Regions from separate parts of the Homo sapiens genome. Here region 1 is linked to region 2. Evidence: read pairs that join two places in POLR2A ChIA-PET (ENCODE). Cell type or tissue: CD4-positive, alpha-beta T cell. All regions are shown on one strand. Links, peaks and the distances in the headings refer to the core of each region. The heading gives the core; the rest is flanking DNA.

Region 1 (5,371 bases), core at 143-5,142, 180 kb after region 2:
AAAAAAAAAAAAAAAAAAGACTCTCATCTAAGATTCCAGAGGCATCAAGACAGTCAAAGGCAAGGGCTCTAGAACCAGAGAGCTGGGCTTTGATCCTGGCTCTGAACTCCTATCAGAAAAGTGACCTTGATTAAGTTATGTGATTTCTTCATGCCTCAGTTTCCCCAGTGGTAAAATGGGATAATTTTAGAGATATGTGGTGAAAACATTTATAGGTGAATTTATGCGAGGTCTGGGCTTTGCTTCAAAATAATCCCAATTTTTGGGGAGTTGGGGAAGGAGGTTGTTGGGAGCACAGATGAAACAAGATTGGCCATGAGTTGATCATTGTTGAAGCTGGGTGATGGATATACTTTTCTTTGTTTTGTTTTGAGACTGAGCCTCACTGTATCACCCAGGCTGGAGTGCAGTGGCGCGTTCTCGGTTCACTGCAACCTCTGACTCCCGGGGTCAAGCGATTCTCATGCCTCAGCCTCTCGAGTAGCTGGGATTACAGGCACGTGCCACTGCACCCAAATTATTTGTGTATTTTTAGTAGAGACGGAGTTTCATCATGTTGGCCAGGCTGGTCTCGAAATCCTGACCTCAAGTGATCTGCCTACTTTGGTCTCCCAAAGTGCTAGGATTATAGGTGTGAGCCACTGCGCCCGGCTGCATGTAGTCTTATATCTACTCTTGTGTATGTTTGATATCATCCACAAATAAAACAGTTTTTTCAAATAAAAGTAAAAAGTGAAGGACATGAATAGACGATTCTCAAAAGAAGATATACAAATGGCCAGCAAACCTATGAAAAAAATGCTCACCATCACAAATTATCAGGGAAATGCAAATGAAAAACACAATGAGATACCACTTTACTCCTGCAAGAATGATCATAATTAAAAAATCAAAACATATAGATGTTGGCCATGGATGTGGTGAAAAGGGAACTTTTACACGGCTGGCGGGAATGTAAACTAGTACAATCACTATGGAAAACACTGTGGAGATTCCTTAAAGAACTAAAAGTAGAACTATCATTTGATCTAGCAATCCCACTACTGGGTATCCACCCAAAGGAAAATAAGTCTTTGTATGAAAAAGACAGTTGCATGCACAGGTTTATAGCAGCACAATTTGCAGTTGCAAAAATATGGAACAAACCTAAATGCCCATTAACCCTCGAGTGGATAAAGAAAATGTAGTGCAGGCGCAGTGGCTCATTCAAGCCTGTAATCCCAGCACTTAGCGAGGCTGAGGTGGGTGGATCATGAGGTCAAGAGATCCAGACCATCCTGGCCAACATGGTGAAACCCTGTCTCTACTAAAAATACAAAAATTAGCTGGGTGTGGTGGCGCGTGCCTGTAGGCTGAGGGAGGAGAATCACTTGAACCTGGGAGGTGGAGGTTGCAGTGAGCTGAGATGGCGCCACTGCACTCCAGCCTGGTGACAGAGTAAGACTCCGTCTAAAAAAAAAAAAAAAGTAGTAGGTATTCACCAAGGAATACTACTCAGCCATAAAAAGGAACAAAGTAATGACATTTGCAGCAACCTGGATGGAGTTGGAGACCATTATGCTAAGTGAAGTAACTCAGAAATGGAAAACCAAATATCCTATGTTCTCACTTATAAGTGGGAGCTAAGCTATGAGGATGTAAAGGCATAAGAATGATATAGAGGACTTCGGGGACTCAGAGGGGAAGGGTGGGAGGGGGGTGAGGGATAAAAGACTACACATTGGGTATAGTGTAAACTGCTCGGGTGACGGGTGCACCAAAATCTCAGAAATCGCCACTAAAGAAATTATCCATGTAACCAAAAACCAAGTGTTTCCCCAAAAAATATTGAAATGAAAAAGAAAAAAAGGGTGAAAAGTGGAAGGGGTGCCGATTATAACTTACCTGCTTTAGCGGGTTGTTAAGGGGAGGGATTAAATAAATTAATTTAAATTAAATGGGCCGGGCGTGGTGGCTCATACCTGTAATCCCAGCACTTTGGGAGGCCAAGGCAGGTAGATCACGGGGTCAGGAGTTCAAGACCAGCCTGGCCAACATGGTGAAAATGCAAAAAATTAGTAATTTGTATTTTGTAAAAATACAAAAAATTAGCCTGGCGTGGTGGCAGGCGCCTGTAATCCCAGCTACTCGGGAGGCTGAGGCAGGAGAATCGCTTGAACCCGGGAGGCAGAGGTTGCAGTGAGCCAAGATTGTGCCACTGCACTCCAGCCTGGAAGACAGAGTGGGACTCCATCTCAAAAAAGAAAAAAAAAAAAAAAAAGCTAAATCTAAGTAAAGCACTTAGAACAATGGCTGGCCCATAGTAAATGCCGTGTTAGTGTGTTAGTTGCTGTTCTTCCACGTCAGAAGAGGCACAGACAAATTACCACCAGGTGGCGCTCAGAGTCTGCGGAGGCATCACAACAGCCCTGAATTTGAATCCTGCTCTGCCACTGCCTAGTTGAGACCTTTTACTACCTGACTAGCTGAGACATTTACGACATTTACTGGCTCTAGGACTCATTTTATTCATTTCATTACTTTTTTTTTCTTTGAGACGGAATCTCGCTCTGTTGCCCAGGCTGGAGTGCAGTGGCACAATCTCGAGTCACCTCAACCTCTGCCTCCAGGGTCCAAGCAGTTCTCCTGCCTCAGCCTCCCAGGTAACTGGGATTACAGGCGCCTGCCACCACGCCCGTATTTTTAGTAGAGATGGGGTTTCACCATGTCGGCCAGGCTGGTCTTGAGCTCCTGACCTGTGATCCACCTACCTTGGCCTCCCAAAGTGCTGGGATTACAAGCGTGAACCACCATGCCGGGGAGAAAGCTGGTTTTCTTGAGAGGTGATGAAGACTTGAGGCTACGTCAATCATACCTGAGTTAGAATTCCAGTTCCAGCACCTACAATCTATATTTCCTTTGATATATATAAATGACTTCACCAGTCTGCCCTTCAGTTTCCTCCTTTATAAAATGAGTATTTTAACAAAACCTATCTCTGTATAACATACAGCAATCATGATGGATACACCATGAGGATTCAATGTGATACTGTAGAAAATCCTTTAACGCAAGGCTTGGCACAAAAAGACACTCCTATCAACCTTAAAATGTTAAGACTAATATTAAACTAACACTTGAGGGCTTGTTACGTGTCAGGGACATAACACCATGAATTCTCATAGCAACACCATGAGACAGATAATACTGTCATGATTCCCCTGTTATGGAAGAGGGAACTGAGGCTCAAGGAGATGTTACTTGTGGAAAGTCACACATTTGGGATTTAAAATAAGGTAGCCTGTCTCCAGGACCCATCTTACTCACCATTATGCTAGACTGGACTCCCTCACCCTCGTAACCCATGTTGTGTGCCCAAAATTCAAGTTTCTTCTGGGTCCGAGGTCTTTGAACAGCCAGAGGTCTTCCATCCCTTCCATCTTCTGTACTGGAGTGGATGACTCAAGAAGTAGAAAACCAGCCAGGTGCAGTGGCTCACGCCTGTAATCCCAGCACTTTGGGAGGCCGAGGTGTGTGGATCATCTGAGGTCAGGAGTTCAAGACCAGCCTGGCCAACATGGCGAAACCCCATTTCTATGAAAAATGCAAAAATTAGCTGGGCGTGGTGGTGTGCACCTGTAATCCCAGCTACTCGGGAGGCTGAGGCAGGAGAATTACTTGTATTGGGGAGGTGGACATTGCAGTGAGCTGAGATCATGCCACTGCACTCCAGCCTGGGTGACAGAGTGAGATTCCATCTCAAAAAAAAAAAAAAAAGAAAGAAAAAGAAAGAAAAGGAAAGAAAAGAAAAAAGGGGGCCAGACTTGGTGGCTCATGCCTGTAATCCCAGCAATTTGGGAGGCCGAGGCAGGAGGATCACCTGAGGTCAGGAGTTTGAGACCAGCCTGACCAACATGGAGAAACCCCATCTCTACTAAAAATACAACCTAGCCGGGTGTGGTGGTGCATGCCTGTAATCCCAGCTACTCCGGAGGCTGAGACGAGAATTGCTTGAACCTGGGAGGTGGAGGTTGCAGTGAGCTGAGATTGTGCCATTGCACTCCAGCCTGGGCAACAAGAGTGAAATTGCATCTCAAAAAAAAAAAAAAAAAAAAAAAAAAAGAAAAGAAAAAAGGGGGGAAAAGCTGTACAAAACCTTCTGCTCTTTGACCATGAAGATCATGATAATACTGTAGGGTAGTGATGCTCTGCTGAGAACATGCCTCAGAATTGCCTGCAGGCCTTGTTAAAACACAGGTTTTGGGTTTCTGATTCAGTAGGTCTGGGGTGGGGTTTAAGAATTTGAGTTTTTAGCAAGTTTCAGATAGCTGGGTGTGTGGTGCATGCCTATAGTCCTGGCTACTTGGGAGGCTAAGGCAGTAGGATTGCTTGGGTGCAGGAGGTTGAGGCTGGAGTGAGCTGATATCGCATAACTGCATTCCAGCCTGGGTGACAGAGCAAGACCCTGTCTGTCTAAAAAAAAAAAAAAAAAAAGTTCCAAGGTGATGCTGATGCTGCAGGTCTGGAGGCTGCACTTTGAGAACCACTGAACTATAGCAGAGCAACGAGTTTGAAGGAATCTGGGTCCATGATTGACCACAAGGAGGGGAACCACCTTGCAGTGCTGGACTAACTGTCTACTTCAAGAGGGACACAAAAGAAAGAAAGAAACTTGTATTTTATTTGAATGATTGCATTTTGGGATCTGTTGGTTACAACAACCTGGTCTTTACCTTAATTAATATGGACATTTTTCAGGCTGTTTTCCTGTAGATGTCCTGATAGATATCCTTGTTCCCATGAGCCATTGGTAACTTAGCCAACATCTGTCAGCAGATCCAGTTCTGTGGATTCCCCTCAAGGTCCAGAGATTCCCTCTGTCCCTCCCTCCCTCCCTCCCTCCCTTCCTTCCTTCCTTCTTTCCTTCCTTTTCCTTTCTTTCTTTTTTCTTTGACAGGGTCTCGCTCTGTCAATCAGGCTGGAGTGCAGTGGTGCAATCACAGCTCACTACAGCTTCGAACTCCTGGGCTCAAGCGATCCTCCTGCCTTAGTCTCCTGAGTAGCCGGGGCTACAGGCTCATGCTACCACCCCTAGCTAATTTTCTTATTTTTTGTAGAGACGTGGTCTCGCTATGTCACCCAGGCTGGGATTACAGGCATTAGCCACCGTGTCTGGTTTCAGAGTGATTTTTCTACAGCACAGATTTGATTGTGACTTCCCCTACTTTAAATCTCCTGTGGTTCCAAAGGCCCTAGGAAAAAGTCAAAACTCCTTGGTGGGACATTCAGAGATATTTCTAAGAATCCAAAGGACCTCTCATGGTCCATGTCCCAAAATTTTCCCCGATGGACCCTCTGGGCTAAACTTTTTCTCTTGTTACCTCTAGCCAAA
Region 2 (5,338 bases), core at 339-5,338:
CTCTGCCTCCCGGGTTTAAGCGATTCTCCTGCCTCAGCCTCCCAAGTAGCTGGGTAGCTGGGATTACAGGCATGCGCCACCATGCTCGGCTAATTTTGTATTTTTTTTTAGTAGAGACGAAGTTTCACCATGTTGTTCAGGCTGGTCTCGAACTTCTGACCTGAGGTGATCCGCCCGCCTCGGCCTCCCAAAATGCTGAGATTACAAGCATGAGCCAGCGCACCCAGCCAAGACTGCATCTTTAAAAAAAAAAAAAAAAAAAGACTGGGCACGGTGGCTCACACCTGCAATCCCAGCACTTTGGGAGGCTGAGGCAGGGGGATCACTTGAGGTCAGGAGTTTGAGACCAGCCTGGACCACATGGTGAAACCCTGTCTCTACTAAAATACAAAAAAAGGCTGGGCGCAGTGGCTCACGCCTGTAATCCCAGCACTTTGGGAGGCCAAGGCGGGCAGATCACGAGGTCAGGAGTTTGAGACCAGCCTGACCAACATGGTGAAACCCAGTCTCTACTAAAAATACAAAAATTAGCCATGGTGGCGCACGCCTGTAATCTCAGCTACTCAGGAGGCTGAGGCAGGAGAATCGCTTGAACCTGGGAGGTGGAGGTTGCAGTGAGCCGAGATCACGCCACTTCACTCCAGCCTGGGAGACAGAGTGAGACTCCATCTCAAATAAATAAATAAAAATAAAAAATACAAAAAAAAATTAGTCTGGCATTGTGGTGCACACCTGTATCCCAGCTACTCAGGGGCCTGAGGCAGGAGAATCGCATGAACAGGGGAGGCAGAGGTTGCAGTGAGCTAAAGTCGCACCACTGCACTCCAGCCTGGGCAACAGAGTGAGACTCCATCTCAAAAAAAAAAAAAAAAAGAACTTGCACTCAAGGAAGACAGGAGCCATGGCAGGGTTTGACCTAGGCGCTCAGAGGGTCCGCCGTCTTGCTCATGGTTGGGAGTGGACAGAAGTGTCAGGGTGAGGGTGAGCACAGACAGACCAGCTGTCCAGGCAAGAAATGGCAGCAGCCACAGGTGGGTCTCCCTCTGCTGTCTCCATTTCTTCCCATCTGCTATGGTCCTGCTTGTGAATTCTCTCCTGCTTCCTCTTTCTCCTGCCTCTCAGTTTCTGCTCTTTCTCCTAGGTTTCACTTCCCCACACCCAGTGATTGTCCTGGGAGGAAGGACAGTATGAGTGCTGCGGTTCCTTTGCCTGTGGGCATGAGAGCTGTTGGCAGCACTGGGTCTGGGTGCCAGGGACCTGGGGCCCTCCCAGCTCAGCATAGGGGTAGAAATGTGGTTACTCCTCTGGCCTCAGGTCCCAAAGCACACAGGGCTGAGGGAGGAGTGGGGAGGCAGGAGTTCACTATGCAAGGACATGCCAACAAATGGATAGGTATAGAGATGCTGAGGTCTGGCCCCAAGAGGCAGAGTCACAAGCTAGGACACAGTGACTCGGCTGTAATCGCTGCAGCCCTATGAGGATGTGGTGCGTGTACACATGCAGACACACTCACACGGCGGGAAACACGGACGGTGCCCCACACTACACAAATATTCACCTCTCAGAGCCGCCGTGGACACACAGAGATTCCTGCAGGGCCCGTAACACATGGGCTGTGTCATTTGGCAGCAGCTGCAGCCCACATATACACAGATACAAATAGAGAAAGTGTCAGCCCATCACGTAAACACCACCCAGCCTCGGAGCCTCACTGGGACACAACACGAGCAGAGACTTCAATAGGGACCTGGCACAACACAGTCATATACAAATATATTCCACAGGGTCATGGTCGCAACCACCGCACACCAGACACTGATTCAAACAGTGTCATGCACGCACACGCATCACGGCATCAGAGCCCGGACAGGAAATGGATCCCTCAACAGCCACCTCCTCCTCCATGGGTTCACAGTCACAAACAGGTCCAGGGTGCATGTCCACAGTCGGACCTGTCACAGTCCCACCAGACACACCCCACACAGAGGTCTGACACGTCACAACCTCACAGACAGCAGGTCGGTCTTACCCACTCAGTCTGACATCCCACACCCTCCGCCACACACGCACAATTCCAGCCTGGGGAGTCCCACAGGGCCCCACAGATTGCAGCGACCCCGTCACGTCACGCCCAGACACACTGTCACACCCAGGGTCCCAGACGGAGCAGACACACCCCCAGGGTGGCAGACGCGGCCCTCACATGCCCAGCCCCAGCTCGTGCCTCGGCCTGAGGACAAGTGCTGGCTGCACATTCGCGGTGTGGTCGGCCTGCCCAACACGCCCTCATGACACACCCCGCCCACCTGCCCAGGGCTGCCGGCTGAGCTGGCACAGCCCCACAGGGCGGGGAGGGGAAACTGTGGGCTCAGCACCTTCCTCTGGCCGCGTGCGCACTGCCCCTGCCCTGCCACCCTGGCACCCAGGCCCGATGGGTGGCTCAGCCCCGTCGGGACAAGTCTGCCCCCGCCTGTGGCCGACCGCAGGGGCAGGGCAGGGGGTTTGGGGCTCCCCGCTTCCTCCCCCTGCCCCGCCCCTGCCTCTGCAGGCGGCCCGGGGCCACAGAGGGAAGTCGTGGGGGGAGCCTGGGTTCCGGCTGGAGCCCCAGCTTCCTGTCCAGCCCCCGTGGGGCAGGAAGCTGCTGGGGGAGGCCAGCTCAGGCCTTCCTGCCCCCTCCCCCGCCCCCAAGACGGGCCTGGGACCCGGGTCAGCAAGGGGGAGTGGGGAGATTGGTGGGTGAGAGAAAGCCCCTTCCCCCTTAGTCTCTGGACATGCAGAGTATTTGAGGTTCCAGTGTGGATTCGGATTTGTGTGTTCAGGAACTTATTGTGTGCGTGATTCCAAGCTTTGTGGCGTGAGCTGCGTCTGGCATGGGTGTTCTGGGGGCCTGTGTGCTGTTTGGTATGGATGGTCTTGTCTATGTGTGTCCCCAGCACGTGTTAGCTCCGTGTGTTTGTGGCTGCGCTGCATTTCTGGGGTGTGCGTCTGCATTTTGTATTTCTGCTGGGCAAGCTGTTGTATTTTCTGTGGGTTTTATGCTCTGGCACTGTTTGATTCTGCAAGTCGGCCATGTATCTGGGGCATATTGTGTGTCTGATATTTTTCTCAACATCTTCACTGTTCTTCTGAGTGTAAATTTGTGCATTTTTAAGTGTAAGTTTGACTTGAAATGTGGTGTTTTCTGCATATGTTAATCATCTGTGGGAATGGTGTTTCTCCAGGAGAGGGGAGTGAGTGTGTGTGTATATGTGTAAGACGGGGTCTTGCTCTGTCGCCTGGGCTGGAGTGCAATGGCGCGATCTTGTCTCACTGCAAGCTCCGCCTCCCAGGCTCAAGCGATTCTCCTGCCTCAGCCTCCCGAGTAGATGGGATTACAGGCACCCACCACCACACCCGTCTAATTTTTGTATTTTTAGTAGAGATGGGATTTCACCATGTTGGCCAGGCTGGTCTCGAACTCCTGACCTTGTAATCCACCCACCTTGGTCTCCCAAAGTGCTGAGACACAGGCATGAGCCACCGCGCCCGGCCGTGTGTGTTTCTTACATATGAGGCAGATGAGTTGAGTTGTTTCTGGGTTGCACTGTGATCAGTGCATGTGTCGCTGGTATTCTGAGCATGTTTGTCTACGTGGTGTGCATCCAGCATGCTTCCTGTGGTTCTCAGTGTTTGTCTGTGTGAGGGAGGGCTGTACTTCGGGGCTGTGTGTCCATCTCAGGGACTGGTGTTCCCAGCCTGTGGGTGCTGTGAGCAGGTGCTAAGGTGGTGTCTGCATGCTGTGTTCCCACATGTAGGCTGGTGACTGCAGTGTGTGGAGTTGTGTGGGTCTGTTTTGCATCATCGTTGAGGGGATTTCGCGTTCTCAGCAGGGGTGGATGTGTGTTTGTGAGCAGCTGCGAGTGTGGGTCCACATTGTGTGCTGGTGTTTTCAGGGGAGGGGGACAGGGTGCGTCCATGGAGCCGCCTGCATCATGAGCGGCCAGTGCCTGTTGGCCTCCATACCCAGCGCAGGCTGTGTCTGCGGCGCGTCCCCTTGCCGGCTGGTGCCACGCTGGCTCGGAGCTGGCTGTGGCAGCAGGCAAGGCAGGGCAGGGCAGGGGCTGTGGTGGGCACTGGACCCACGCCCAGCCTCGGTATAAATATCCCAGGCTGCCGGCGGCTGTGTTTGCTGTGTTTACTCGGCCTCAGCCCCGGCCGGGGGCGGCAGCAGCCCAGCAGGTCCTGGGGGCGGGGGTGACCAGGCCACAGCACAGACATTTCCTTCTGGCCAGACAGGCCCCGCAACCTTGCTGCCCCCTCCTGCGCCCTTTCTGGGTGGGCGAGAGGCGATGACCCCTCATTCTGGGTTTCCAGTGGCCGCCAGTGAGGCTCCAACCTGGATATCCCAGCCGGGCTTCCCAGAGTGTGGGAGACAGAGGAGATGGGGGGCACGGGGGGCGGGCCAAGACACACAGCAGCGAGAGGGAAAGGGCAAAGTGAGGAGAGGACAGAGCCCCCCAGAGGGAGACTCCAGCAGAGAAAGGGATGGGGAAACGAGGTGACAGGAGCTGAGAACAGAGATGGAGAATGGCTGGGGACACGGAGTGGAAAAGGTGGGGAGGAGAGGGAGGGAGGGAGGGAGGGAGAGGCATGGGAAAAACAAGGGAGGAGAGAGAGGGGAGACGGAAAGTCACGGGGAGACACCGACAGCCAGAGGTGTGGAGACAGAACGAGAAGACAGAGCAGTGGCGGTGAGGGAGGAAGGCAGAGGGCTGGAAAGAAACGCACAGAAGCAGGGAGAAGGGACGGGGGACAGAGGGACAGAGTGACTGGAGCTGGAGGGGGAAGAGTGCAGGGAGGCAGCTTGCTTTGGCAGGACGCATGGAGGTGTCAGACGTGGGGGGCGGGGTGGCGGCCAGGCCAGCGAGCCAGGCCAGGGCCAGGACGGACAGGAGACACGGGGGTGGGGGCCGGATGCCCACCTAGGGGTTGTCTCCCAGCGGGGCCCGCCCTCCCTGACTCAGCCTTTCCACCTACCCCGACCCCGGGAGAACTGGGAGGGGGATGGGAGGCACCCGCCCTGGGGCCCACCACCCCCAGGTCTCAGAGGCAGTGACCAGGGGGTGTGTCTCCCGTCATCCCTACCCCACTCTGTCTCCACCTCTCTTCCTGTCTCCCCATCTAATCCCTGTCCCTGGGACTGGCTCCACCTCTGTCTGTCAGCTAGATGCTCACGTCTTGACCATCTGACTAACCCTAATTCTGACTCAATTTCTGTGTCTCTCATCGCTTTTTAAAAACCTACACAACAAATTTACGTATAGCAAAGTATATTGTAAACAAATTTAATGACCAAATG

The links. ChIA-PET counts read pairs that join two places held together with the same protein. Peaks named below come from ENCODE experiments on the same cell type or tissue, not always from the same donor. Only the 100,000 strongest peaks of a DNase experiment are listed, where the experiment ranks them.
Region 1: POLR2A ChIA-PET joins it to region 2 with 11 read pairs; 4 of 35 experiments call an interaction of 5 or more read pairs at or near these places.

What each region holds. Positions count from the first base shown.
Region 1 is chr19:41,141,605-41,146,975 of GRCh38, reverse strand. The region is part of intron 2 of LOC124904790; the gene reads left to right. Among named protein-coding and RNA genes, the nearest start is that of CYP2F1, 30 kb to the right of the region's middle. In CD4-positive, alpha-beta T cell, for the core only: a CTCF peak has its summit at 2,380 (motif pointing right); a DNase peak (open chromatin) is centred at 2,365.
Region 2 is chr19:41,324,844-41,330,181 of GRCh38, reverse strand. It overlaps CCDC97 (coiled-coil domain containing 97), which reads right to left. Exons shown (of 5, transcript NM_052848.3): 5 at 5,309-5,338. Among named protein-coding and RNA genes, the nearest start is that of CCDC97, 17 kb to the right of the region's middle. RefSeq lists enhancers at 2,019-2,540, 3,483-3,622, 3,951-4,720, 4,721-5,338 and silencers at 2,264-2,783, 3,323-3,372, 4,982-5,081. In CD4-positive, alpha-beta T cell, for the core only: no CTCF peak of the experiment used is centred there; DNase peaks (open chromatin) are centred at 1,201, 2,251, 2,901, 3,791 and 1 weaker place; H3K4me3 peaks cover 1,433 bases; H3K27ac peaks cover 2,149 bases.